Linked DNA regions of Mus musculus: region 2 is linked to region 1. The links are chromatin loops, found by intact Hi-C in ENCODE. Cell type or tissue: heart. All regions are shown on one strand. Each heading gives the region's core, and the rest is flanking DNA. Links, peaks and the distances in the headings are about the cores only. Region 1 holds the start of Fam204a (family with sequence similarity 204, member A). Region 2 holds the start of Cacul1 (CDK2 associated, cullin domain 1).

What was found. Hi-C counts contacts between places; a loop is a spot of excess contacts. Peaks named below come from ENCODE experiments on the same cell type or tissue, not always from the same donor. Only the 100,000 strongest peaks of a DNase experiment are listed, where the experiment ranks them.
Region 2: it touches region 1 in a loop (3.0-fold over the local background); 2 of 42 quality-filtered maps call a loop at or near these places.

The regions. Positions count from the first base shown.
Region 1 is chr19:60,217,580-60,233,162 of GRCm38, forward strand. Fam204a (family with sequence similarity 204, member A) reads right to left here and starts at 9,122. Exons shown (of 8, transcript NM_001358273.1): 1 at 9,065-9,122; 2 at 3,475-3,725; 3 at 2,911-2,998; 4 at 2,751-2,781; 5 at 2,461-2,560. The coding sequence starts at 3,717. In heart, for the core only: no CTCF peak of the experiment used is centred there; a DNase peak (open chromatin) is centred at 9,112; H3K4me3 peaks cover 1,515 bases; H3K27ac peaks cover 1,191 bases.
Region 2 is chr19:60,574,262-60,589,844 of GRCm38, forward strand. Cacul1 (CDK2 associated, cullin domain 1) reads right to left here and starts at 6,762. Exons shown (of 9, transcript NM_030197.2): 1 at 6,067-6,762. The coding sequence starts at 6,457. In heart, for the core only: no CTCF peak of the experiment used is centred there; DNase peaks (open chromatin) are centred at 6,090 and 6,820; H3K4me3 peaks cover 2,500 bases; H3K27ac peaks cover 2,397 bases.

The DNA.
Region 1 (15,583 bases), core at 8,066-10,565:
CCTGTGCCTGTCTCCCTATGCACTCAAAATAGTCAGATTTTGATCTAACCTATGTCCTAGAGTTCCACATAAAGGTCTAAATGGAATAAGCATTCTATCACCAAAAATAGATAAATAAATAAATAAATAGTTTGAAAAACCTAAAACCTAATCTATATAACAGCACTTTCCTCTCATGAACAACTTTAAACAAACATCAAAGACAATAATTCTAAAAAAAAAAAAAAAAAAAAGATAAAAAACCTATAGTTTTCATGCCCAGTGTCCATTTGATATACCCAAACAACTTCAACAATGATGCTAATTAATAAAACTGAGTCAACTACGAAACACTTGAAACATTTATAGTAAGATGAATGAGTATAATTTACTCTTCAGAAATTCCCATGTAAATCTGAAATAATCATGCTTTAATTACATAATTAGTGATATCTATTACATCTTAATACAAAGAACACTTTAATACAGCATTGAATATTAGGAAGACTATATGTAAAAAAAATTACAAGCGTGTCTACATGGTCTGGCAAGCAGGTGACAGCAGTGTTACAGTACACATTCTGGGCTGAGCATCAGTTTGGCTTGGCAGGACTCCAAGGGAGGGTATGATAGACATGAGATTAAGAAGTTTTGTTTTGCTTTACTATTCTTGAGGGTTGAGTGAAAACAAAATAAAGACTTTCTGGTAACAGATCAGCCTCTGCTCCAGAGAGTAAATGCTAGGCTGGAAATCCATATTTGTTTACACCACACCACGTGTCTGCACAGTCCTCACCAGATTCCTAACTATCTGTTGGACTTACATGTATTCAGAGCTTTTATCGTGGTGTCTCCAGTATGGACATTTTGCCTTTACTTTTTGAAAAGTTTATTTATTTTGCTGATCTCACAGTAGAAGCCTCGGCAGGATCCCGAAAGGAAGCATCATGTAAAATCCTGACCCCAACCTAAAGAGTGAGTGCAGACTGCTGGCATGCAATCACAGGCAACTCCCGAGAGGCGCTGGAGTTATTCAGCTGCACTAAACCCTTCCTTTCCTTTCATGCCTGCATTTACTTGTAGAATATTAAGCGCTGGCTAAATACAAGCCTGGCCAATAACAGTTTCCCTGGTTAGAAGACCCATAACGTTCCTCGCCAGGTGTCACTTATGCAGAGGACTCTGCAAGAAGAGTCTAAACTTACACAATGGATGCACCTGTGACTACAATCAGACAGACTCACAGCAATTTCTGTGAAACAGAGTTCACACTTTTAACTGCTGTTTTGACAGAAATGCATGTGAGACAAAGTGCTAGGTGCTAAGATGGAGTTCTTCAAATGATAGGATGAAGAATTCTTGTAGCTCCTTACAAACTCTAAATTCTACATGAATAAGAGCTAGTCATATCTAGCCAGTCCTGAGATTATACAACTTCAAACATACGGTAACAAGAGTTGTTATCACATCCCACTTAGTCCTCTAACCCTAGGAGAACCAGATTCTCATGCTTAGACCCTACCAATAGCCTCCATAGCCTCGAATACCTGTTTTGTTCCTTCAAGGCCTGTCCTCATTTCCAGAGATTAACAACTACAAATACACACCACAAGCTCACACTGCTCTGAGCCCCCACCTCATTACAGTCGTTAGTCACTCTGTTCTTGTGTTCTGATTAACACTCCTGGCCCCAAAATGAATTCTGAATAGGTTCTACTCTAAATCTTCTCTCCTCCTAACTTTTCTCAATTTTCTAACTAGAATTATTGTGTGTCATCACTTGAAAAAAACCTAATAATGCAAGGTAAATACTTTCACATTAAAACTGCAAAGCACTTGTACTTTCTCCATCGTCATCAACACCGTTCTCACTCAGGATCGTTATCTTGTGCTGAGTCTGCTGTTCTCATTCACTTTCGCTACATCACCACCTACCTATTCTCCACCACAGTCAGGGAATCTTTAAGCATAAGTTAGACCGTGTCACTCTCTTAAAGTCCAAGTGTACTGTAAATAAAACCCACTCTCCACCCATGTCTGGCAGTTCTACAGTATTATCTTGAGGCTTGAGCTACCCTCCTCCTCCTTCTCCTGACTTCAGTCCAGCCAATCTAACCTTCTCACCGAAAAACAAACAGGTCTCATATTAACCCTTCCTCTAGAGTCCTCATCTACGTTTGAGTAGCCTCAGGTTGGTCATTAGGTAAAGGCTTTCACCACCCTCCACCATTTCAGTGAGATGGCTCCTTACAATAGCTTTCTTTCGCTACCTAAGGCAAAGGGAGTGAGGCTCTCACAATAATATTTTTACAACTTATACTTTTGAACAGTTTTAAACTAGATAGCTACTTATTAGGTACACAACAGGACATTTTAAGTTTCTAATTATATGAATTAATGAACTAGTATTTTAGGCATAGCTATCAAAAATATGTCCTGTTAGCTAAGGTGGAAAATATAATAAATATAAAAGGTTCTTACCTTCTCAACTTTTTTCTGTTTAACAGGGGGTTCAAATCTATCATTGGCTCCAAAATACTGAGTAAGCTCTTCCCACTGGGTCTCATTTGAGGACTGCTCACTGCAAGAAGATAAATTAACTCTATGTACATAAATTATGGCTCTTTTTACTTTGTCTATTTTTAACTGGTTGCAATAATTACACTTCAATGACTACTTCTCATGTCTGATCATTACCAAAGGTAAGTAGTGCAGCAATCTAGAAAATCCCACAACACTGCTGAATAGTAACTACTTTAAAATCTACCTACCTGTGAGATTCCTTTTCATTCTTCAATTTGCCTAAAAGAAATTTAGAGTGTCAATACTTAATTATGCAGCTATTATTTCAAAATCATGTTTTAAGAAATTAATTCAATTAATCAACTTAAGAGTTAGCATAACTAACAATCTAAATTTAAAAATAAACACCTTTTTTGGAGCGTTTTCTTTTTTTCTGTCTGAATCTTGGCGTTGAATTTTTCTGTTCAGAATTTTTTTTATGCAATTCTTGAAATTTCTATGTAAAAGGAGAAAAGATGTGTGTGTGTGTGTGTGTGACTGAAGATAAACATACAGTTTAAAAAGGAACAGACATGTTAAATAGAAATCCTTATGCTCTGCCATTTCTAAAGCCACCAACTAAGGAATTCTGTTCTTGAAATACTTTAGTCCTCACAACTCTCAGCTGAATTGGGGCATTCACTGGTTTTGATATAAGCTGTTTGATAGTGGAGAATGAAGCTCAATAACTCATATAATTAAAGGAAGAAATAAAGAAATAAACTCCTTTATCATGTTAGGTAGATAATCCTATGAAGTAGATAATCCTATGAAGGTTTTACTACTTCTACTTATGTAAAATAAAACTAGTATCCAACAGTAGAATCTGTTCTGAGGCCCCTCTACTGTCTGTTATATCCCAACATACTTTGCCCACAGCACAGAGAACACATGAACATGCATACTTTCCTAACCACACAAAGGGAAACCTACATTCCATATGTTTAAGGGAATCCCAGAAGGACACTTCTCATATGCATCCGCATCAGCCTCTGTCTCCGTCTCTGGCTGGCCTGTCGGGAAGTCTGACACTGCTGGCTTCGTACTGCTGCCAGTCTTTCCATCTTCCTGTAAATTATGTTCTGAAGGTTCTGGGTTCTCTAGTTTGATTTCATCCTCAGAATCTGATTCAACATCACTTTCATTTAGTCCAGGAGGTAACAGCCCACTCCACATCTTTTCTTCTAATAGGAGAAAGGGAAGGATGAATTCAAACTCAAAGAGTAGCCATGGAAACTATTTTAAAACCACTAACAGATACCACAGGAGACCAATATGTCTGCCAATGACCTAAGGACAGCCAATTTAAACTTTAAAATCTAAAATGGATAAAACAGAACCCTGATTTTCTTAAGTATGGACTCTTCTGCCTAAACGACGCTCAGTAAAGCACTCATGGCTCAAGAATGTCAGTAGGAACTTAAAACAATGTAGTTTTAAATTTTTATTTTGTTTTGTTCTTTTACTAAGACAGGGCCTTACTCTAGAGCCCAGGCAGGCCAAGAATTCCCGAAGACCCTCCTGCTTCAGCCTCCTAAATGCTGCAATTATACACGTGAAACATCACAACTAATTTAAGGCTCAAAATACCATGTTTCTCACTGTGCCCATAAAAGAAAATAAAGGTGGATGTGTCATCTACACTGAAGCATATATAACTTTCAAAAGGCATGTTGTCTAAGAAGCAGGAAAACAAAGAAAAAAAACTAAGTTGTACATCTGTATTTTAAAAGGTGTAGCAGTATGTGCCAACAAGATGGCTCAGCAAGTAAAGGCACTTGTCATCAGCCCTGACGACCTGAGTTCCACCGCACATGGTAGGTGAGAGACAACTGCAAGATGTCTTTTGACCTCTATCTATGTGCTATGGCATGGACACCCACACCCATACACATATATAAATGTAAAAAAATATAATTAAATAAAATTTTAAAAGTGTGGAGGTAAAAGAATATATCCTAGTTTTAAATTTTACAGTTTGGTAAAATTAAATGAAATATAAATCTAAAATTTTAACAAGCATACAGCTCTCTTGAGTAACAATAGTATGTATTTGGGAAATAAGTTTAACATAGTATTTGGCATTATCTGTATTGCCCAATGGTATAATCATTAAGTTTCATGAAAATGACTTTTAGAATTCGTGTAATCATGTGCAAAGATTATCAAAGTTTCATTTGATCTCCATAATACAGCCTATTTTTTCCATACAACTGAGCCCAAATTGATTGCATTTCTCATATTTCATCATCAGTGAAGAACAGAAAGCTATCTTGCTGGGTCTCCTCATTCTCTGCAGGTCACAGGTATCAGGATCTCTGCATTACTCTGAATTACATATTTCTTTTAAGGACCTCCTCAGATTCAAAGAAGCAGTATTTTTGTGTTTTAGGATATGTTTATCAGTATTTGACTTTCTGAAACATTCTCTTGCTTTTTAAGAAGACTCAACTGGACTCCTGACTCCAGTTCCTCTAGAGGAAGAAGGAAATTACTTAACAACCCTGATCCTCAGTTTCTTCATCTGTGGCACAGGATAATTACACTGGTTCGTCTGAGGATTAAATGAGATACAGTACTCCACAGCATTCAGGAGGCTCTAGGGGCTCAACGTTTAGTGTTAAAATTTAAAAAATAAATAAATAAATTTGAACTGTGCGTCAAAAAGAAAAAAAAAAAAACCAACTGTTCAGTGGTTCTTGCTATCATTTCTGTGGCCATGAATGCATTTTTATCACTCCTAGTATGGACGAAGAACCCATAAGATACCTCTGAAGTTTCTAATATTTGAAGCGTTTCATTTGTCAACTGATACGAATCATGTTCCCCACCCTGATCTGCAGTCTGACACGAAGCTTCTCTGAATAACCTTGTGCTTGGCCTTCTGAATAGAGCAGTAAAATAAGAGGCAGACAATCAGACAATGAATGAAACTCAAATATTAATGTTTCTCACTTATAAAGGTTTGCTCTAAACTACAGTGTGTAACTTTCCATCCAGAACATAAGTTCAGCTCAAAGTAGAGACCCCCAAATTATAAGTGTTTTGACTTATAAAACCTGCATCTCCTCCAAGCTTGGTCTTAGGTTTTAAAAGACAAGATGAATGAAGTCTTGAGATACACTGTGAAATGAGCCAGCGAGAACAGCGTAGTGAAGCATCTGCATCACCTTTAGGTTCGTTATCTAGTTGAGGATGTTAAAATTAACAATTTCAGGCATTTTTTAAGCATGCCTGGGGCCTACTATAGAAGAACTGCCCATGGCAGTTCACTGCACGCTAGATACTCTCAAGAGTCTAGGAACCAAAGTACACAAAGGAGAACCAGGAGCTTCACAGACCAGAATCCGCACCGCAGCATGGAAATGTCACTCGGCCTGGGCCTTAGACAGCATGGCAGGCTGCTGTTTGAGCACATCTGGAGTTTCACAATCTATATTCTGGACATTCAAATGTGATTCCCCAAGGAGAGCGGTCTCAGGTACCCTATAGAAGGTATCATTTCCTCATCAGTTTTCAGGCAGCTACCCAGTTTTCACGGCTTTTTGAACTTTCTCAAAATTACTCTTATTGACTGATGATAAAGCATTTAATATGCTGATACGGTATTTTCCTGGTTTGACAGTTTCTTAAATGGACCTGAAGAAAGAGGAAAAGTTAAAAGATCCTCCAAATCCATACTACAAAACTCAAATAAGGTTTGTTTGTTTGCTTTTTAACTCAGTTCCTTAAAATCTTTAGTCACATATCAGTTTCCCATGATACTGAGGGAGGGGGTGGCCCAAAACAAAAGGAAAACAAAAACAGATGTAAGGAAGATTAAGGTTTCTGCAGATAAACACAGGTAACTGCTGGTAACGAGCTTGCCTAACACAGCGGTCCAGTTAAGCAGCAGCTCAACTGTAAACTAGCCAGTATGGAGAGGCTGACTGGTAATTTCTGCCTTGGGCTCCTGTTTGAAGACACTGTCTTTCTGCATATACATGTCATTCATACATTTTCCAATTGGTGTCATATCTGGCCTCCTGTTATTCCTGTTTGGGATTCTCAGAAGGGTGATTAATTCTTTGAAGTGTCTCTTTCATTCCTTTCAGGTTATATGTCTTTAAAATTCCTAGATTAGTCTCTGAGAATATTCACTCAGCCATTTTAAAAGGATGTGGAATACCAGACAAACAGAAACTCAATTCTATGTAGATTATAGCCAGGCCCATAGCACAGAAAATGAATTAACTTGTAAGCTTTCAGTTTTTAGCCTGTAACCCAGTATTTAATTTAATCATATCCTCAAGGAAGATGTAAATGAGCCACATTTCTCCTTTTTTCTAAAGTTTGAAATATCACTTCTTCATTTCCAACACTTCACCATTGCAGTTAGGACTTTTCCCATGTACAAACTATTTTGTGTACAACGTGGGACATATCTTCTAGTTCTGGGCAGACATCATTTGCTATGAATTGAATTTCTAAGTCTAAATAAAGAGGGTTTCTTTTACCCTCGAAAAACAACCACAACCATTACTGAGCAGACTCTGGCAGAAAGCAATGCATTTAGAACAAAGTGGTTCAGCATCTGGTAATCTATGTATTCTTAAGAAGTTTTATAATGAAAGTACTGAAAGTCACTAAGCTAATTATCAGTTTTTGTTTTTTTTTAAATCCAGTATTTTACTTTCCCCCTGGTAGCACAGTATCATCTACCTTTAGGTGAGAAACCCTAAATCCAGTAAAGTATATTCTTTACCTGTTACCAGAGATGTTGACTATACACCTCATTCTCTACAAAAAAAAAAAAAAAAAAAAAAAATTAAAATTAAAAAGGATTTAGTAAATACCATCTTTTGAGATACAGAAACCATAGAGATAAAAAAAATACCAATTATAAAAGTTCTAGTTTGTGTCAGATCTGTAGAAGACTAGTTATAGAGGTAAAAATAGTCTTGAAAGTCAGATGACTTCCATCCTGAGCAGGCCATTGTATTTGCCTGGGTTTTCGTTCTTTCTAAGCTTTAAAACGAAGGTATGGTCAAATACCAGTGCGATGGTCTCACACACACCTTTAAAATGTTTATGATCTTAATGGCCTCAGAGTCCTAAATGACCAGAGCTGCTTTACTCTTTGATCAATATAAACGCAGCTTCTCTCCTCTACCTCACTAGATGATCAGTTTTCAGAGGCTCTGCACAGGGTCCACTGAAAAGGGGCAGGAAACCAAGTTACAACAAAAGACAGACAAGCAGCAGGAGAAAAAGAAGGCAGACCTGTCACACACCACACACAAACCAAGAGGCAGGCACTAATCTTCATCACAACACACATTAGAAACTAACAGCAACTCTTTCTACAACTGGCCAAAATCATTGTGATCCAGTTACGCCTGACAGCTTTAAATTATGAACTTTTAGAGGGCAAAGTTGGTGGCGAATTCTTGGAGACAAAGATTTGGGAGACAGGTCAAATCTAGGCAAATTTTACTAATAATTTTTTCTGCACTTTTTGCATATGAAAAAGGGGAGATATTATACTAAGTAACACACTGAGAGTCACATTTAGAGATTTGAGAAATGTATTTCTAGACCACAAAACTGGTTACAAGCAATACCCAAAGGATAAAATCTGCGCATCCAACAAATTTTCTGTCTCTACTATGCCAGAATTTAAGCTGCATTTCCATCAAGTGGCTGTCTTATGTATTCGATTTTAAATAATCACAAACATCTAAATTTAATCCTATTTGTAAAATAATTATAACCGCCATCCTCTAACCTATAAGAGCATAATAAATAGTTCCTGAACTTTGGAACTAGTTAACTGACACACTTTTAGGCTTAAGATTATCAACATTAATGTAAATGTCTTATTTATTGTTAGAAAATGTGTTCCTTTTTCTTAAAACGACACAGAAAACCCGAGGGGAGTCAGGGGCCTCAGTTCAGATATACTTCAAATAAGTTATTTATTTTTTGTATTTTTAATCTTAAGGATAGGTGAGTTTGAATTAAAACAATGTTTACAGCCAAGGCTTGGAACCCACTTTCCCCCGGGACCCTCTCTAACTTGTGTGGAAAGATTTTAAACCACGCAATCCATGCCACTGTACAAGTACTTACAAAGTTCAAGACTGAGAGGGTGGCTCTGAAAGGCACACCCCTTCCCGCACGGACAACCTGGAACTCGGCGGCACTCACCCGGTGCGAGGCCGCACCACCTTCAGCTCTCCAGCCGCGTCAGAACTCGCATCGGGACGCCGGCGGAGCGGCGAGCCGCGAACCTCGCTCTGGTCAGCCGCAGTTGCTGTGTGGGCTTTCGCGCTCCTCGCTGGCCCGGGACCGGACGGCTACCTCACGACGCCCCCGGAGCCCAGCGGCGCCCGCCCGAACCCAGGGTTTTCCAAGCCCGCTTCGGCAGATCTGCGAGGACGAGCCGCCCCGACTCCTGCGCCGCCCTCCCTGCCTCGGAACACAGCCCGACAGGCCGCCGCGAATCCTGCCGCCAAGTCGCGCCTCGCGAAGCCGAACTTACCAGGGAGGAAACAGCGGCTCGGCGGCCATCTTAGAACCCCGCCAACATCGTGTCTTCTGATTGGCTCGGGCGGATCAGCCAATCGGCTGCGGCCGTTCTGGCTCTATGGTCGCCCAGGGAACAGCCTGGCTTGCCTAAACGCCTCTGCTAAGAGGAGCCTGTTGAGGTTTTGTTTTTGTTTTTTGTTTGTTTGTTTGTTTGTTTGTTTGTTTGTTTGTTTTTCTCCTTTTCCTCACTTTAACCAAGCGATTTTTTTTTAAAGTTTTGTCCTTTCCTCGCTCCTTTCCTGTGCTGGTGAACTTGGCTAAAGAAAATGCTGACTTCGATGCCCACCTGAGTTCAATGGAGAACTGTAGATGATCTCTTCAAGGAAGGCTTTGCTTCCTTCGCTTCCTCGCCACCCCTCTCCCCAGCCTTTCCTATCTTTTTGCGTATATTTGAGTGTCCACTGTGTTCCAGGCCTCATGCAATTCTCAACCGGATTCCAGTTCTCCAGGGACTTTCCAGTCTGGTTGACCGAATCAAATCCAGCTAAGCACCCCCTACTCAGAAGTTGATTTACCAGGCTGGCATAGTGTATAGGTCCTGATGAGGGGTTTACCGGCGTGTAAATGAGGAAAAGAGCAGAAATTTTCACCATGTGAAAACAGTAAATCCAGGCGATGATACGGGGATGAAGTAGGACCACTTCAGAAATGCTTCCATTTTCTGAAGTACTGTTCTGTACTCAGATTATGTTTCTATTTTCTTGTGATGGTTATATAAGAAACTACAGGGCTGAGAGATAGCTCAGTAAGAACCTAAGTTCATTCCACCCTCAGAATCCGTATTTTAAAAGCCAGGCATGGCAGCCAGCACTGTGGATGCAGACAGGCAGACTAGCCTACGAGGCAAGCTCTAGGCCAGTGACCACAAAAGACAGGTGGGCAACCCCTAAGGAACTACACTTTCGAGTTGTCTTCTGACCTAATGCACATGCATTAGAACACATATATGGCACATGCACATACAAAATACAAAGCCTTGAACAAGTTTAAAAAAACTTATGAAAAATTAAACTTTGCAGAATTGATTTGAACAAACAGTTGTTTCATGAATAGACTCTGGCCCAGTCAAAGTTCAGAGTGTTCCATCAGTGAGCAAGCAATCTTTGTAAATTAAAAAAAGGTAAAAAGAAACATATAATACTGTGGTTGGTCATATCTTAGTATTTACCTTATAAAAACATGGTGTGATCAGCTGTCATACTGACTGGCTAAAAGTCAACTACTATGACTGACTAAGACTCAGCAACACGTTATAAGAATACTAACATACTCTTAAGTGAAGCTGCAGTTCAAGCTATTTAGTTTTTCAAAGGAAGGAGTTGGTTGTAGGCCAAACTTAATGCACACATGGCTTAACTTACAGTAATTTTCACTTATTCACATTATGAACAAGAACCTTTTAAAATATTGTGATGTACAAAATTCTTGCCTCTATTCAATAATGTGAATGGATTAATCATTATTACATATTTAATCCTAATATTTAAACATACATTATACCCATGCATTGTCCAATAACTTCTGGAAGATATGCAAGTTTATGATGTAGTGTTCTAGAATCATGATTTGATAAGTTTGCATGACGGAGGATTCCTTTCAAGCATTCCCTGATTCTAGGGAAAAGCATAACTATCAGCATTGAGCAGGTAATTGCTGTGTCAGTTTGCTGTGAGTTGCTATAACAAAATACCACAGACTGGGTATCTTAATCAATGCATTTCTCCAGCTCTGGATTCTGCAATGTCTGGCACATGGTCTTTTCTCTTGGCTTGTAAGCAGCTACTAGCTCAGTGTGCTCACATGACCTAGTTGAAACACAGTTTAGGAGAGTGCTCTGAAGCCCTCATAAGGATACTAATGGGACCAGGTCAGAGACACATTCTTTTGATTTTACTTTGGTTACTCACTTAGAGATCCCATCTCCAGATATAACTATGTGATGGATTAAGGCTTCTACATGGATTTGGGGGAAAACTATATTTATTCCATAACAACTGCTAGAGGCAGAGGAGTGACCAGAATAGTGAGGGGGCAGGGAAGAAGCTATAGCATGGGGTAGAAAGAAATAATGCTAGCATGATTAGTCCCTAGTTTTTTCTACATTCATCCCATCCATGAACGCTCATTACTTACTGCATGTGATTGTGCATTGGGTAGAACTGGAATAAAAATGCCAAAGATGTACAGTCTTAGCATATATACGTTTATATACATATATAATTACATGTATGTTTTCCAAATGTTAATATGAAATGTCTTAAATACCCGCTTATGACACTAATAAAGTTTGATAATAAACAAAAAGCCATATCTTGGATTTTTGTTCTGGCTCAAGACGTGAAGCTGTCAACTTCTGCATATTATGTTTTGCAAATTTTCTAAGGAAACCATCAGTGATTTGATTTATTTTAATCAATAAATTTATCTTCCCTCCAGAAAATTCCTACTCTGGAAACCTGCCAAGCCATGTGTTTTATGAATGAAATACTTGTATTTTTGAGATTTCAGTGAAACGTAGATTTGTTGAATACTTCTTTAGTAAATCATGGTGAACTATGCCATGCAGCTAGTGAATTGTGCTGGAATTGCATTGCATCTGGCACTAATTTCAAGCATGTAAGTTTCATTTAAATTTCTCATATCTTCAAAAACACAAAGCGGTTTTTCTCTGCCAAGGAACATTACGGTTTATGAACAGTTTTCCCTCATATTTAATATTTTTAGTACAGAGATTAAAAGTCACACCCATGATATAAAAGATGAATTGTGGAATTCTTTTTGGTAGCTGCTAAATCTCTGATTGATGGAAATGTTCTCCAAATATAATGAAGTCCCTCAACTATTTCTCATTTGGATAAAATGAATACTACTTTGTTGAACATGTAATAAATGTGATTCTTGCTGAAACTGAGAAAGAATAATTAACTTTCCTCTATACAAAGTACTTCTTTTTCAAAATTGCAAAAATATGGTCTCCTGACTTATGTAGAGAAATTGAAACCAGGGAGTTCTAAATCTCATAATTATGTTGCTATCCATCATGATCGAGAAATAACAATTTATCTGGTTTTCTTTTCTACATTTTTCAGAGAAAAACATTTATAAACAATGTTAAGCCTTTCAAGAATACAATTAACAACCAACACTATAATATCTGCAAGAACTGACATCTGAGGAAAGAAATGTTCTGTAATATAGGGTATTCCTTATACCAAGAAGCACCTTTTACTTATTGTTCATGTCTAATACTTTCAAATTCTTCAGGTCTAATGGGGAAAGACAACAGAAGAGGGAAGTTTAAGGAGTACTTGTGTATGTTTATATTTTGCCTTTAGTATCTTACACAGCCCTATGAGGTAGGAATGTATAGATAAGAGTTGAGGTAAATTGTCTAAGCCATACATCCAGTGATGTACAGAAACAAGATAAGGCATACAAAGTTAACAATCGACACAATGGACATGCTGGACCCTGAGTTTCTGCTTCCCCCATCTATTATATACTGCCTCATAAGAAGAGGTTTCTTAGAAATCCCAGCACAGAACAGTCAAAAGTGTAAACATCTGAAATGATCAGTGTAATGACATAGCCAGTGAGATTTCTATCTCCTTTCCTATTGCCATACAGTGGTGAGTGATCCCAGCCTATCAGCAGCCTTCAGTCATCCCTGGTTTGATGCACTGAAATCTGTTAGTCTCTCCCTCTTCTTCTTAACACTTTCACTTTAAAAGACACTCCATGACCCGCTTCATCTCTCTATGGGAAGCAATGTGTATCAAGTATAATAGGAAGCCTGGTATATGAGACCTTGTCAATAAGTAGTTTTCTGATACATAAACACCAAGGAGCTCATGAATGTTGACAGATTGCATTACACTGTTAGCACCTTTCTGGTTTTTGCTGTATGTCCAATGTCATCTCTGTCTAAAGTTTGAGGATACAGAAGTACATGAGCAGGCTTGTTAAAATCTTGGCAGGGGTGAATGAAAGTGTATTAAAGTGAAATGGAGACTATGACTTAGGAACATCTGTGAACAAACAGTGAGTTCCTGGGATAACACGACTTAGTGAAAACCTAAGAAATCAGCTTAGCACTGGGCATGGCGATGCACACCTGCAACCTTAGAAACTGGAAGGTGGAGGAAGAAATATTGCAAGTCCACAATCATCTCGGGATGAATAGCGGAGACCCTATCTCAAAAAATATTCTTGGGCTAGACTTGGAGCTTTTCCAAAGACAAATGTTCAAGCTCTAGTGGATTCAGTGGAAGGATTTATAGGATTTTGGTGAATGTTAAATAACCTTGTGCATTTGAAAGGTAGACTTGGAGCTATGTGAAGCAACATACTTTGCTAGAAGACCATTTCAAAAGAACTACTAGCACCTAGATAAGTCCATGGAACAGAGGGTTAGGGGGATTTTGAACACCAACTTAAATATTTCACCCTTCATTTTTTTTATTGCCTTCCACTCTAGTTTGCATTTCATTGTAACTGTGAACGCGTTTCTTCTAGTCATATAAATTATAAAACGTCATTAACTAAACGTGACAGCCAAACACCCTCCATTGTCAGCTGTTTACCAGATACGAGCTGCTTTCTATCTCCTGTACCATATGGTGATCTCCATGGCTTGGTATCTTGATCTGATTAGGGATAATGAGGGGGTGAGGGGAAAGGCAGACACTAAAGAAGTGACAGACATAGGGACACAGAGAAGCTGGATCAGTGGTCTGTATGCACTGTCATGGAATGGTACTAATTACTGCAGCAACCCAATCTCAGTCTGCTTATTTTCTAAGCCCAGAGGGGAGGACTTAGCTAGTTTTAGTAGGTGGGTCTCTGTAGGCAACAGTCTTAGAGAGTAAACATGCAGGAGGAGGAAATTGCAGGTACTAGATATGTACACATTGATGAGTTGTAAACACTTATACTTGCATATGCTAGACAATCCTTTGTGAACACTTGTACTTAGACCCCACTATGAATTTGCCAATTTCTTACAGTCTAAGGCTTTGGTACTTGACATGGCCACGCCCATGTCAAACAACACAGGACTTCAGTCACTCTTACACCTCCCCTTATCGCTTTCCCAGCTCTCTATAGGACTATATCCCTGATTAGTTCTAAACCACAATAAAGCTGTATCAAATGACTAATGTCCATGCAAATGGTCTCCTCCTAGGACTCTTGGGGACTGAGTCAATATATTTTCCTGGTGCTATTAAAAATAATCTATAAAGTACTCTCTGAGTGTCCTTGTATTTTCATAATCCATAGTGATTGCCAGTTTTGCTTTCTCAGCCAGAATACTAACTCTACTGAAGAAACCATATTTGCTAAATTGAGGGTATCCCAAGTGATCTCATATAACCTCACTCTTGCTATACTCTGTCTTAGAAAGCTTTTCAAACTATTTTATGTGTTAGTTTCTTGTCATATGAAAATACGACAAATTGCTTTCTCAGAGGAAGGGATCAGCTAAGTATAGGCATACTATCTGGAAACCTATCAGATAACTCCAGTGTAGCTTGTTCTCCACCATCTTTCCAGTGACTCATAAAACACTCTTCCTAGGATTCTAACAACCTTACAAGCATGGGGGGTGAAAGGACCTACCTTTTGTAAAAAGCTGTAAATGTTTAATGAAAAAAAATTCTTGTGTGTGGCCAGAAGACCCATTCAGAATCTTTTTCAAAGTCTGTACTATTGAAAGTATCAGGGGAAGGAAAATCATGTCTGATTTACAGGTTGTTAATTGTTTTGTTTGCATTGTGATGTGGTATTGTCTTCTAAGCCCCGAGAATCAGGTCAGCCAGAATACTACCTCTACTGAAGAAACCATATTTGCTAAATTGAGGGTATCCCAAGTGATCTCATATAACCTCACTCTTGCTATACTCTGTCTTAGAAAGCTTTTCAAACTATTTTATGTGTTAGTTTCTTGTCATATGAAAATACTGATATAAACTATGATCTAAGGAAGTTTTTTTACCTACCTCCCCCAAATCTTTATAAATTATATCAGTACATGCATATATGCTCATTTATGCACACACAGACACATATCATTTGCAACCATCAATACTCATCCCCTAGACAAATGTTTACATCTGCTTTCATTTATCTCTACTCTAAAGAGTTTCCTTTAGCTTTCATATAGAGTAAGTCCGTAGGCACCAGAGTCTCTTGATTTTTCTATTATCTGAAAATGTTTTTATTTCTCCTCATTTTTCTCAAAGTTAACACTAAGATATAATTACACACGCACCTCCTATTATAAACTGTGAGTTTTAAAGTATGTATGTAGTCACATAAACACTACCATAGTAAGGACATGGGTAGTGGTTCCCTCTGTCTCCTCTATATTGAAAAACTTTCTACCTCACAGCTCCTATAAACAGCCGAAGTATCTTATAGTTTGACATTTCCTGAATAGATTCATACAAATAAAAGCAAATAGCAGTAGATT
Region 2 (15,583 bases), core at 5,123-7,622, 350 kb after region 1:
CCTGCTTCCACATATGTAGATGTACAGCTTGGTCTTCATATGGGTCCCCTAACAACTGGAGCAGGGGCTTACCCTGACTCTGCTGCCTACCTATGGACTGTGCTCCTCTAACTGGGCTGTCTTGTCTAGCCTCAGAGGGAGAGGATGTACCTAGTCCTCAGTGACTTGAGGTGCCAGGATGGGTTGATTCCAAGGGATGAACCTCCCCCTTCTCAGAGGTGAAGAGAAGGGTAGGGGTGGAGGAAGGTCGGTGTGAGGGAGGGACTGGAAGGCAAGGAGGCTGCAATGGGGATGTAAAGTGAATGAATGAATGAATAAATAAATGGGGGGAGGGATATTACCATGCTGGGTGGTGGCAGCAGAGGAGGGTCACCCAGCACTCAGGAGGCAAGAGGCAGGTGAAGAGTTTGAGGCCAGTCTGATCTACTGAATGAGTTCCAGAAGTACCTGGGCTACAAATATAAACAAGTGTCTCAGAAAAAAAAAAAAAAAATTAGCTAAAATTTTTATGGAAGCCAAAATCTAAAGGAAGAACAGCAACACAAAGGATAATATAAAAGATTTCTTTCCCAGCTGTCTTAGTCATTCTATTGAAGTGAGGTGACACCAGGACCACAGCAACTCTAATAAAGGAAAGCATTTAACTGAGAGCTTGCTTACAGTGTCAGAGGCTTAGGGAGCATGGTGACAGGCATGATGCTAGAGTTGAGCTCTACATCCTAATCCACAGGCAGAGACAGAGACTGTGCCCGGTATGGGCTTTGGCCAATGACACTGTCCAACAAGGTCACACCTCCTAATCCTCAAATAGTGCCACTTCCTGACTATTAATCATTCAAATATAAGAATCTAAAGAGGCCATTCTTACTCAAAAAAAAAAAAAAAAAAAAAAGACTAGGTTCTGACTCTCTAAAAAGTAAATCTCATCTTATGATTCTAGAAAAGATAAGCACACACACACACACACACACACACACACACACACACACACACAAAAACATGGCAGATTAGGAGATGCCAGGAGGTGGAAGGAGGAGTGAGGACTGATTGTATAATGGGTATAAACATTTATTTGGAAGTGATAAAAACAGCATAAAACTAGAAAAAGCAGTGATTGTACCACACAATGTACTGAATGCCTCGCAACTATTCACTCTAAGATGGCCAATAAGTTGTGTAGTTTTCACTTTAAAAAATATTGAATGGCTACCATTAAACAATGGTCACCTAGGTCATGGGATACCTAAGTGTTTAACAGCTATCTACAGCAGTAGCACACAAATAGGATAAAAGAAAGGAAGATGAAGAACTACAGATTTTCAAACTCTATGTGAGAGAGTCTAGCAAAGGCCATACTTTACTTGAATTTCCACACTGCAACTCTTCGGGTTACCACTAAGGAGCAAAATGGATGATAATAAGCCAAACTGAAGTCATATTTCATCAAAAGTGGGCTAAACATTTAAGATCCACACAACATATGGGTATGGCCAAGGACTTCCTCCCTGGGACTGGAGTTTAAAGTCAGTTTAAGACCAGCCAGGGCCTCAAAAAAAAAAAAAAAAAAAAAAAAAAAAGTATCAAAAGATAAAAAACTAAGAGAAAGAAAATAGATAATGGACTTCAACCTTACAGTAAATGTGAAAAATCTTCAATTGAGCTTTTGAAAGAGGCTTGGGGCGGAGCATGGTGGCCATTCCTTTAATCTTGAAGGCACAGGCAGGTGGAACTCTGAGTTCCAGGACAACCAGGGCTACAAAGAAAATCTCCATCTCAAAACCAGAAGGAAAGAAAAGAAAGGAAAAAGAGAGGGGGTTAGAGAAATAGGGGAGGAGAAAGGAAGAAAGGAAGGAGGACAGACTGATAGACTGCCATAAATTTTTTAAAAAGCAAGATCCAACCACATTTTGTGCACAACAAATGCAGTTTAGATTAAAAACAAAAGGACTAAAAAAGACATCACACAATGAACCTGGAAATCTAAAGTCACTGGACACTACCAAGGACAAACAGACATTCCATCATAAAACACCCAGTCAAGGACACAACAATCCTGAACATGACACCCCACATAAAGGGGCTCGTGAACAGAATTGAAATCTATACATATATTGTCAGTTACTTTCTTACAAAACTGTCAAAATGGCAAGGGTAGTTTTAAATTGAATACTGCTGACACAACTGGACATATATGAGGAAAAGAATGTGTCTCTCACACCACACACACATAAGCTCATAATTCAGGCCACAGGTTAAAAGCTAAACTCACAACATTTCTAGGTGAAAATGTAGAGGAATTTTAATCCAGTAACACAGCTAGTCTTGCAAGGGATCACATCCAAAGACCTTCTAGTTCTATGTGATCTGGCTGGAATACAGACAGGCCTTTAATCCTGGGAGACAGAGGTCTGCTCTGAGTTCAAGGATAGCTTGGCATAGAGCAAGTTTCTTGTGTAAAAAAAAAAAAAAACAAAAATAAAAATAAAAACCAAAACAAACAAACAAACAAACAAACAAAAAAACCACCTTAGGTCTGGGAATGATAATACTGCCATCCAGCACTCAGGAAACAGGTAGGCATTCGGGTCTCTAGTTCCAGTCAGTCAGTTTTGTTCAGTCAGTTAGGTTCAGTTCAGGAGAGCTGAGTTTGTTCATGAGTCCATGCAGTTCAGAGCAGGTCAGCAGAGGCAGGTGAAGCCAGAGAATAAGGAGGAGCCAGAGGATTAAAATACCACTTTCAAGTCAAGCAGAGCAATTCAGTGAAAAGCTGAGAAAAGCTAGATTGAATCAGTTAGCTAGAAGAGCTTGAGCCAGAACAGCTGAGATGAACCACCTCAGAAAGAACTAAAAAGGGAGAACATAGGCCTCCAAGAAAGCAATCACATCAGGCAAGTAAAAAAGATATAAGAAAAATTTTGACTTTGAGTTACACAAGTATTTCTCAGGATACAAAACAAACAAACAAACAGGCCATAGAAGAAAAAGACTGATAAAAATCAATTAACATTGAAGCTAAAAGCATCTTCTCTTCAGAAAAACACCAAGAAAAATACAAACCACAGGGAGAGGACATTCCGAATGCATGCCCAAAGTTCACAAGGATGTCTTTAAACTCAGCAACACCAACAACCCAAGAGCAAGTAGCAGATCTGAAGTCTCATAAGACAGACCAGAAATCACCTGACAGCGGCAGAGGCACATGTAAATAAAAGACAGCAGAACCCACTACTGCCCACCTCTGTCAGGCTACAAGAGCAGCCAGCACTGTGTCAAAAGTAATGGAGTTTGTCAAACAAATCAAACAATGTTGGTGGTACTTAAATTGAATTTCTAGATTCAAATGGAGAAAAGGGACATTCCTATAATAATTTGATTCAAGAACATGGAAACAAGCCATTTAGCGAATTCTTCCTCAGTTACTTATTAAAATTACACTGTCCTTAAGTCTTGTGTATTATGAGGTTATTTCAGTTATAGACACTATAATTTGTTAAACTATTATACAGATATCTATTTTTGGTACCATTGCTACTAGTATACATTTTATCTTTTCTAGGCTGGTCTTCAACCTAACAATCCATCTACATTGTGTTTTTCTTTTGGTTTCAGTGGTTCTTGATAAATGAAATTATTACCAAATTCTAAAGGGTTTGTTTCAGGGGTCTTGTTTGTTTGTTTTCTTGAGACAGAGTCTACCTTGGCTGACCTGGAACTCAAAAGATCGTGGTGTGTGTGTGTGTGTGTGTGTATTTGGGGGGGTGGAATTAAAAATGTGAACCACCATGCAAGCAACAAGGACTTTTCTTATTATGTTAAGGAACACCCATGGGTAGTTACCATCTTATAGTGACTATACTGAAAATGTCTCCATTATTATTCCTATTAGCTACAGGTATTGACTTTTAAATAGTTATCCTGCACTCTCTGAATTACTAAGTTATCCTTGTATCAAGTACCACAATATCAACTAGGTACTGGATATTGGCATTTAAAAAAGTTATCAAGTCGTGACTTTTTTCCAACCTACTGAGATAAATCACAGCAATATATCGAAAAAAAACTTGGACAAACCGTGAATCACAATTCTTTTGACATAGTTAGATCTGATGAGCTAATAGTATACAGGATTTTCATTTCTATGCTAACAGGTGTTAACACAACTATAATCTTACCTAGTTTTAAATCAATATTTCACTAAACCTATAAAATGGACTTGGGGTTTTAGTTTTGTCTTGCTTCTGTGCCCTACATTCCAGAATTTATAAAAAGAAAAGGTTATGGAAATGAAATGGAGCTTGTATACAAGAATATCTGGACCAAGAGATTTGAAAGGGAAAGTCTTCATCACTACTAGCACTACTACTAGTCTCAGCTTAGTCCATCCATGCTTAGATAACTTAGATAACTTCTGAGTTAATAGTTCCCTAACTATCATATATTTCATTTACCTTTTCAAATTTATTACCATATAATAAAATCTAATATTCTATTTTTATTTTTCATTTATTTGCAACTTTTCCCCTTGACCAATCTTTAACAGGTCTTAGCTTCCTAGCCTTTTTGTTTTGTTTTGTGACAGGGTCTCACATATCACAGGCTGGCCTTTAACAGGATATGCAGCTAAGGAAGATGAAATTCTTGATCATCCTGCCTCTACCTCCAGAGTGCTGGGATTGCAGCTGTGAGCCACCAGGTCAGGTTTTATAAGTTGCTGGGATCAAATCTGGGGCTTCCTGACTGCTAGACAAGCACTCTTTCAACCTGGCTGCATTCCTAACTCCCTTTATTAATCTTTTCAAGAAATAACCTTTAAGTGTGGCAAATTCTTTTGCTCTGAGCTTAGCTGATGACGACTTCTGCTCTTAATGTTCATTTCTTAACTCATCAAAGAAAGTCTACTTAAGCATTAATCCAAACTGTCTTCAGCATTTAAGGTAAATCACACTGCAACTATAAAGTCTAGTTTCACAACTTAATCAACATACAAACTGCATTGTGTAAATGACTGTCATGTGTATGTCTAACAGGGAATAATCATAAACAAAAGTTCCTTTCTACACCCACACCAAAGTGTCTGCCTAAAGCAGTATCTTGAAGGCAAATAAGTAATGTGTGCTAGTCCCATAAATACTTTTTTCTAAGGTTGTGACTATCTGCATCAGGACAAAAAAAAATTTCAACAGCTAGGTGGGCAATTACTGTTATAGCTTAATAAAACTTAACTAGAAATAAAATCTCCAGTTACATTAGGAGATGCCATTCTAAATTTGCAGCTAACAAGGACCTGGCCACCACGTTCCTTTTACACTGTCACCACCACTCTGAACTAAAAAGCACTACTACCTTATTCTTTACCTAGCTATGGAAGCACACTGCCTGATTGTGAACATTTTGGGGTCAGTTTTTATCTTCTATCTGCAAGTGAATTTCAAGGCAGACCGCTAAAAAGTTCAACCTGCGGTAGGATCCTGGTTACAGTCACTTGCTGAACCGCTTCTCTGGAACGTGATTTTACACATCAACTTCAAAGACTTGTAGCAGTTCCCACTACATAGTAGAAGTAACTAAGAATTCCCTGACAGGATGCAAAAACTCACAGAGAACAAAGAGTTGCTAGAGACCAACGTTCAGAAGCCCGATTTGCTAAAAGTACAGCGGCAAAGAATACAAGAACACATTTCTTTGCTCTCTGGTTGAAAAAAAAAGACGAAAGGCCTCTAACGAAATTCAAGACCGCCTTACTTTTCCCTCTCGCTCTGTAAGGTGAAACTTTGAAGGGGACACCCTAGAGAAGAGCTTACTAATGTTGAGAGATGATCAGGAGTATTAAAGATCTTTTCTAAAGCATAAGCTGAGGCTGCGCAGGTGTAACAGGCAACACTGGCTGGCTGGCCGGATACTGGCCGCAGACACCGAATCAGGGTGGGAGGGTTAAGAGAAGGAAAGAGAACTAAGCCTGGAACAAAGGAAGTGGAGTTACTCTCAGGGCGGGGGGATTCCACGAGCTGGTGTGGAGAAGCCTGGCTGGGGGGTGGGGGTGGGGTCGTGGAGGAGGGACAGACTCACGGAACTTGGAGGTGGAGGTGTTGATGTTGATAGTGGAGCTGGAGGTGGGGGCAGGGGCCGTCTTGGCCACCGCGGCGGCTGCGTCGCAGCTCTTCAACATCATGATCACCCCGTTTGGTTCCGGCAAGGGCGGAGGCCCCATCGGGAGCCCTTCCTTAGGACCCTTCCTCTCCATGGAGCCCGCGTGCACAGCCAGCAGCTGTCCCCCCGGGAGTTCTCGGCCTGGATCCGGGATGGACGACGAGGGCCGCGGCGGCGGCGGCGGGGGCAGCGGCGGGGCCGGCGGAGGCTGGCGGAAACTGTCCGCGGCGGCCTCCCAGTTGTTGTGATTCTGGTCGTCCATCATTGCCTCGTAGGTGAGCATTTCCTCCTCCTCCATGCTCTCCTCCATCCCGCCGGGCCGCGGCTTCCCAGGCACCTGCCCGCCCACCTCAGCCCCCGGGCCTGGGAGCGCAGAAGCCGCCTCGAGTTCACATCGCCCGGAGCCCTCGCGGGTGCGGCGGAAAATCCAGTGGCGCACCGAGCGCTTTCGCCCTCCGTCAAGACGACTCCGCCGGAGGAACCGCTGACTGAGGTGGGCACTCCCGGGGTCTGGTTCTGAGAGGCAGCCGCAAAGGGCTGACGTCCCTCACGACATTTTACAGCAGTTTCTTCTGGCCTTTGGAAAGGGCTCTGGGGGAGCGGCCAGGAAGGCACGTGATGCGAGGGACGGCCTGGAGAAAGCTGGGCGAAAAGGGGGCGGGAGCTATGAGTCACCTCAAGGCGAATGCACCCAGCGGCGCGATTCCCTCTCCCTCCCCTCCCCACTCCCCCCTCCCCATCAGTTTAGACCAGGTGTCCAGACCCGGATTCGCTGGCCCCGCCCCCGGCCGACATTACGTGATAAAGGACTTTGGTCTGCGCACGCGCATTCTCTAACTTGTTGCCACAACTAGTCTGGGTGTGCCCGAGAGTGGACCCAAAAACGGCGCACCAACGCTCTTATGTTTAACAGCCCCCTTCCCTTTTCTTTTTTAGTCTTTTCGTCTTTTCTTTTTTCTTTTTGTACTCCAAACTGGGCTCCAACTAACTCCAAGCAGTCCTCTTTCCTCAGCCTTCTGAGTGTCCCTTCATACCCCATGCTGGCTAACCTTTCCATAGTGAGGGTCCCCCACCGACACAGGCTTTTTGCCACCCAGACCTTGACCTCGCAGCCTGAGCCTTTGCTTGGGGAATGAAAGGACAGTGTGGCAGTAGGCCCTGGGTACAGACTCCAAAGGGTAGACTGTTGGTGTGTGCCGTTTTTTAGCCCTAGGTATCCCAAACTAAGAAGGACAGAATATTGATTCAGAAATTGCACAATATACATTCCTTCCCAGAGTATGTGAAACATTTACAAAAGATAAACATACTGTGTCTCTAAGCAAGTGTCTCTGCATGTCTGAGGACTGACATAACCACATTCTCTGACCACTGTGCAGTTAGAAACTATTAGGGTTCTCTAGAGTCACAGAACTTATGGAATGTCTCTATGTATTAAGAGAAATTATTGGGATGAATGACAGTCTGCAGTCCAGCTAACTTAGCAATGGCCAGCTGTGATGGGGAGCTCTAAGAATCTAAGTAGTTGCTCAATCCCACCAGGCTAAGTCAGCTGGTCTTCTGTATAAACTAGAATCCTGAAGAAATAGGTTCCAACAGATGTGTTGGCAAGTGCAAGCAGGCAAAGAATGAATGCTTTTTCCATTGTCCTTATGTAGACCTCCAGCAGAAGGTGCGGCCCAGATTAAAGATGTGTACCACCATGCCTGGACCTAAGCTTTTGTTTAATGGAACTTGCTCTGTCTCAGGCTGGGCTTGAACTCAGAGATATGCTTGCCTCTGTCTCCTGGGATTAAATGTGTATACCATCTTGTCTGGGCCTAAGCTTTTCCTGGGCACTGTGCCTCAAGTTCTAGATCAAAAGTGTGTGTCATCCCATGTCAAGACCTGGGTGTCTTCCAGCTTCAAGATCGGGATTGCAGGTGTTCCCTCCATTTCTGGATTGTAGTTCATTCCAGGTGTAGTCAAATTGACAAACCAGAAATAGCCATCACAGAAACCATTAACTGAAGGATAACTGGTAAGTCCCCACTGTGTTAATCTTTTATCAACTCATCAATCTGAAAGTGACTATGAAAACTTTTAGAACTGATGAGATTGGTACAATTATAGTAAACTTTCCTAGAAGGCCCTACTCTAAGGAGTTTTTCCCAGCACACTGTTAAATACTGAACTGTTCATGTGTATTTTGTTAAGATACTCCATATATAACAAGCTTTCATTAACGTGGAAAAGCATAACAGGCTGAGCCAGAGAAATCTTTGATAGAGTCTATTTAGGTGGCCATGGGTAAGAAACAGAAGGGAAGGTGAATGGGCATTCGATACGTGGTTGATTTTTATTTAGAACTTTGTGAGCAATTATTAAATTAGACCTCAAGGAGTTCTGGTAGCTATTCTTGGTGGTCAACTTGACTATATTTGGAATGAACTACAATCCAGGTTTCAAGGACACACATGGGATCCAGATCTTTAGGTGGGAAGACAAACATTTAGTCTGAACCACACCTTCTGCTAGAAGCCTATATATGGACATGGAAGAAGAAAGCTTTTACTCTTTGCCTGCTTGTCCTCACTTTTCTAGATCATCCATTCCTTCATGAGCATTGGAGCCTACTTCTTCAGGATTCCAGCATATACAGAAGACCAGCTGAGACACCCATTCTTGTGAGACTGGGGAACTGCTAGATTCATGGACTTTTTGTTCACAGCTAGCCATTGTTGGATTAGTTGGACTGCAGCCTATATAAAAGTCATCCCAATAAATTCCACGTATATGTATATATATGCATATATATGTGTGTGTGTGTGTGTGTGTGTGTGTGTGTGTGTGTGTGTGCGCGCATTTCATAAGTTCTTGGATTCTAAAGAACCCTGACTAGTACAGGTATATTATGCTTTAATAGTTATTAACTTAAAACCATTTCTGGTTTGTTCAGTATTTAGAGACAATTACAACAAAATAAGGAATGCTGACCCAACAGTGGGCCCAGGTTAATAATTACTATATCCTTCCACAGTCCCAGAAGTTAGCCTCTTTGTTTGGTTTTTCTGTTTGTTTCTGTTTCCTAGTAAGATAAGAATTTTATTAAAACAGTACAAATATACCTATATAATATATGTTTAAGTTTGTATACTTAGAGAGAACACCAATTTAAAATATCCATGTGTATTAGTCAGGGTTCTCTAGAGTCACAGAACTTATGGGTAGTCTCTATATAGTAAGGGAATTTGTTGATGACTTACAGTCTGTAGTCCAACTCCCCAACAATGGTCAGCAGCAGCTGTGAATGGAAGTCCAAGGATCTAGCAGTTGCTCAGTCCCACGAGGCAAGCAGGCAAAGAACAGAGAGCAAATCTTCCTTCTTCCAATGTCCTTATGTAGGTCTCCAGCAGAAGTTGTGGCCCAGATTAAAGGTGTATACTACCATGCCTGGATCTGGGACTTGCTTTGTTCCAGATGACCTTGAACTCAGAGATCTCCCCATCTTAATCTTCTGGGATTCCTAGCCACTTTCTTTTTTGTTGTTGTTGTTGTTGGGCTTTTTTTGGTTTTTTTTTTTTTTTTTTTTTTGGGTTTTTCAAGACAGGGTTTCTCTGTGTAGCCCTGGCTGTCCTGGAACTCACTTTGTAGACCAGGCTGGCCTAGAACTCAGAAATCCACCTGTCTCTGCCTCCCAAGTGCTGGGAATAAAGACATGCGCCATCACTCCCGGCTCCTAGCCACTTTCATGCCAAGATCCAGGTCAGAAACTTGTATCTCACAGCCTCCAGATTAGGGTCACAGGTGAGCCTTCCAATTCTGGATTGTAGTTTATTCCAGTTATAGTCAAGTTGAAAACAAGGAATAGCCACTACACCATGGTAGTTTATCTGGGTAGGAGGGGTAATGATTCTTTAATCTTTGTTCTTATGGATTTGTTGTTGTTATAGTTGTTGTTTTATCTCTACAACAAGCGTTGTTGGAGACCCAAAGGTCCAGTCACCCACAGAGCACTAAGGAAACCAGGAATGTTAAACATACGTCTCCTCAATAAAGGGAATAAAATGCCTGCATTCCACGAAGAAAGCTGGGAATAGATGTTTTTCACAACCTGAGGACCTTTGGCTATTTGTAGAGCCAGACCTCACTCAATTCCCCCAGAATGATTATCCCAGACTTTATCTTCCCTCCCTAGACCTTTATCTTCCCTCCCTAGACCTTTATCTTCAGCTTCCAATTAATAGAAACCATCCTTAGGGAACATTGAAGTAGAATTTTCTAGATATGCCATGTGATGTAAAATCACATGGTATTTTGCTAAGGCAAACTCATGTGTTGTTTTGTTGAGACAAGACAGGTAGGAGGATATATGATGTTTGGAGAAAGAAGTATAAATAGGGTTCAACCGACAGCTAGCCTTGCAATGCTTTGTTGGTCTGGAGTCCTTAATCTTTGCCTTTGCTGGTCTTCAGTCTCTTGTCCTCTGGCTGGCCCTGGTGGGTCCCACTGACTCGTGCTAATCTGGCAGAGGCCTGGCAGTTTCTGCTGGATGGTGCCACCACTGATGATTCCTTTTTTTTTTTAATATCTAATTTTTTATTAGGAATTTTTCTTCATTTACATTTCAATGCTATCCCAAAAGTCCCCCATACCCTCCCCCCCACTCCCCTACCCACCCACTCTCACTTCTTGGCCCTGGCGTTCCCCTGTACTGAGGCATATAAAGTTTGCAAGACCAAGGGGCCTCTCTTCCCAATGATGGCCAACTAGGCCATTTTCTGCTACATATGCAGCTAGAGACACAAGCTCCAGGGGTACTAGTTAGTTCATATTGTTGTTCCACCTATAGGGTTGCAGACCCTTTTAGCTCCTTGGGTAATTTCTCTAGTTCCTCCATTGGGGGCCCTGTGTTCCATCCAATAGCTGACTGTGAGCATCCAATTCTGTGTTTGCCAGGCACCGGCATAGCCTTACAAGAGACTATGCTGACACTACTGAACTGGACTGCTGGTGTCCTGATTGGAATTGCCCCAAAGAACTACTTCTAAAAAGGTTCAAATCTCGTTGTCCTATTTACTATCTTTTTTCCCCTACATTTGAACAGTGATACAAGCGGGGGGGGGGGGGGGGCTCAAAGCATTTGAGAACCCTTATTAAAAGTAAATTTTTTAAAAATCTAAGCCTACATGGCATGTCACGTGAAGTTTATAGCCTGCTTACCTCTATACTATCTCAGTCAGAGACCACACCAGATCATAGACCTTAGCTATAGAACCCATTTTCACGGGCACATGTACTTTGTGAAGGAGTCTCTATATAGTCATGTCTTAAACTGCATTGTGTACCTGGAATTGGAGTGATTGTTTCCTGGAAACCCAAGTTATACTGTTTAAATATGCTTATAATGAACTGCCTATCATCAGACTTGTTAGAAGTTTGATCCAGACTGACTAAGTCAGCCTGAACTGAGTTTATATTCTTTTTTTTTTAAAGATTTATTTATTATTTATTATATGTAAGTACACTGTAGCTGTCTTCAGACACACCAGAAGAGGGCATCAGATCTCATTATGGATGGTTGTGAGCCACCATGTGGTTGCTGGGATTTGAACTCTGGACCTTTGGAAGAGCAGTCAGTGCTCTTAACCACTGAGCCATCTCTCCAGCCCCTGAGTTTATATTCTCATCTCACTGAAGCTTGCAAGGACCCCCACAAAGCACTTACTATTTTTATAGAAAGAAAAATGTTTTAACCCTTAATGATTAACAAAACCAATATATGGATAAGTTAAAAATGTTTGTACTGCCTTTCAAAAAAATTATGTTAAATCTATGATTCATTTCTGATCTAAGCATTGCTTTAAAAAGTCACAAGTCCATTTGCTCTGATGTCAGAAAAATAAAGTTTCCCCATTTTGAAATTAGTAAAAATCATCCAAAAAATCAGTGTCCCCAGATAAGATGCCTAATTTTTCATTAGTCTCAATAAAACAATAAAGTCTTGATTTAAACATAATTAGTAATTTACTTAATGAAAGAACATTAACATTTGTGAAGTAAATTTGTGTGACACTTACTTGGCCTACCAAAAAATCACCCAGGTATAGTTAGTCATATACCTTACCACATATTTACCCCTGTTTTAATTTTGTCATAAAAATCTACTTATCAAGGGAGGAAAATGGTACCTGTGTTATTTAACAGTTTGTTGACTGAATGTTTAACATCTAAATGTTTCAGCTCTTATTAGAAAGGAGCCTGGGAATGGACCAGAGAAAGAAAAGGGCTATGCGTGTGGGTGCTGGGAGTCCCTCATGAGAATGATGACAGTGCAGAGATAAAGATGATCCAGGAAAGAAGAGAGGGGTGCATGAGCTCAAGACCAGGAGATGTCACTCTGAGGAGGTAAAACGCCCCTGTAGTTTAAGTTAGGAAAGGAACGAAGAAAGTGAAATGGCAGCCAGGGGGCCCCATCACATCTTCCCTGCTCCCAGATAGAGCATGCCTTTAGGAGGTAACCATGAAGCCAATACTCAAAGGACTGTTAAGTTCAGGGTCAGACAGAGATCTGGAAGAAGTGATTGAACAAACAAACAAACAACAAAAAAACAAAAACAAGTGCGTAAAACTCGGAGGGAGGGCTGGGGAGATAAATCAGCAAGCAGTTAAGAGCACTTGCTAATCTTACAGAGCACCTACATGGCAACTCACATCTATAACTGGCTCCAGGGGATCTGACACTCTCTTCTAGCCTCTACACAAACTATACACACAGACTGCACAACTATACATGCAGGCATGACACTCATACACATAAACTAAAATAAATAAATATGTTTTACATAAAAAGATAGGCTGGTCCCACTATGGAGCCAGAGTTCTAAAAGTCACCATGAAGAGATCGGAGCATGTAAGAGAAAAAGAATGCAAATTATATCAGAGCATCACCGAGAAGTTTGAAGAAGACAAATGAGAAGTGTTTTCAGGATGGTGACATGCCAGAGCCATACAACAATGCCTATTCCCAGTGGCATGTCAGTGGAGGAGGATACCCAGACCAAATGCAGCTCAGCTGTGCCCTGCTAGGTCCGATCTGAGGGAGTTGAAATGCACGATTGGTCTTCTGCCATCAGCCAGTACACCAGGTGCCACAGTATCCATGATTGGCACCACTGAGCACAAGACACCTGACTTTTCATGGCTGGTCAATCCAGGCAATTCTCATCAGCACCCCAGGTGTTTGGACCAAGATGCTTCACGAACTTGGCCCCAGCACTCCAGGGATTAGCCTTGGGCAGAGACTGGGATTACTTTTACGGATGTGGCTGATGATCTGGGAGGAATTGTTTCTATCTTGTCATATGGAAGAGGAGGCCCGTACAAATTAATCCCAATTTCTGTTTATTCCAGACACAATCAGCACATTCATACATACTACCTGAAATTGCCTCCTGTACTTTAACTCCAGATGTTTCCAACAAGAGGGAGAGGGAGGGGGGAGGGGAGGGGGAGAAGGAGAGGGAGAGAGGTATGTGCGGGTGCATGCAGCTGATCGATCCCCTGAAGTGGGAGTTAGTTATGAGCTGCCTGATGTGGGTGATGGGGTCAAAACTCTAGCCCTCTGTAAGAGCTATGTTTTTAACTGCCTAGCCATCTCTCCAGATGTACTCCTCATAGTATTAGAAAAATAAGTAGAAAATGGAAAACTGGATGAATTTATATTAGTGATTTTCTCTCACTATGTAGTCCTAGAACTATGTAGAACAGGCTGACCTAAAACACACAGAGATCCACCTCTGCCTGCATACCAAGTGCTGGAATTAAAGGCATGCACCACCACACCTAATACTAGTGATTTTCTTAAAAAAAAAATGTAAAGAAGCTGGGTATGATGGTACATGCCTTTAATTCCATTACTTAGTAGGCAGAAGCAGGTGGATCTCTGATTTTGAGGTTAGCCTGGTCTACAAAACAATTCCTAAACAGTCAGACCTACACAGAGAAACTCGGTCTTGAGAAAACAAAACAAAAAAGAGAAGAAACTATAAAGATAACCCATCTACACAGGTAGATCATTAGATCTTGGAGTTTTAGTCTCTATCACTCATTCCCTGAACTTCAGCTGGTTGTAGTAATAATTGTGTAGGAAAAAATTAAATTCATATTGCCAGGCATGGTAACACTTGTAATCCCAGCATTCCTGGTTCTGGGGCAGGAGGATTTACAGGAGTTGGAGCCCATCTTGGGTTACATAATGAGTTCCAGATTAGCCTGGACTACTGTTGGGAGCTATTAAGACAACTCTTGATCTCTGAATTGGGCCTCTCCCACCGAGAAGAAAAAGGGGTCAAAAGCCGGCCACATGGATTCGGAGAACCACTGGATGTTCCAGCCCTAGGTCATCACCAATGTCCTGACCACACCCTGATACCACCAAGTTCCTGCTTCCCCGTGTAGCTGCTAAAAGAAAGAATTTCTATTGCCCCCCCTCCCATAAGTACTTCTCCTTTTGCTTGTATTGACCCACCCCTCCCGCTGATAAGTGTCTGAACTTACCCTTTTGCTTGTGCATTTAAGCCTTGGACCTTTCTCAATACATTGGGGTCTTAATACAACTTCAGAACGGTTTCCGTGTCGTTACTCGTACAAGACCCTCGTCTCTCTCTACCCCCCCCATTTGGTTATTAGGAGGAGGTCCCCTCGAGATCCTCGAATAACTGGACCTGCTGGATGGGTCAGACTACAGAGAGAAACTCTGTCTCAGAAAGAGGGGAGGAGAGGAGCAACAAAACACTGGCACTGAGTATCTGAAGGGACTTTTGTAATTGTAGATTTTGTGACATCCTTAGCTTTCTGAGGATAATCCAGCCTCCTAAGATCATGTGGTTTCATTATTCAACTTGTGTGCTTCATCTGACTAAAATTTTGTGGAACCTATGTTGTAAGAAAGTCTACAGAGCCTCCAAATGGTGACCTTTTTCCTGGTGTACCATGCCTCCATCGGGACAGCTGTAGCAACTCTGAGGGTTGACTGGAAAGAGAATGGAGATATTATGAAGGTAGCTGCATGATTTTAAGTTAAGAAAGTGACTAATATAGGGGAGCAGGGTGAGGGGAGGGTATAGGAGACTTCGGGATAATATTTGAAATGTAAATGAAGAAAATATCTAATAAAAATTGAAAAAAAAAGAAAGTGACTAATAGTTGTTGTGGCATATTTACCAGAGAAGACTGTTTGGTCATGAGTTTAAACCAATCTTAAACCAGTCAGCTTTATTACCCAGCTGATGACTACCCTGGGTGTTCAGGATCCCAGTGTAGCCCTGAGCCTTTCTCCAGGTAAGCTTTTAAATACAAAAACCAAATCCTGTGTTGACATAGTTCAGTTAACAAGAACAGTTAGCTGGAAGCAGAACTACAGAAGCCAAAAAAAAAAAAAAATCAAGGTTAGTAC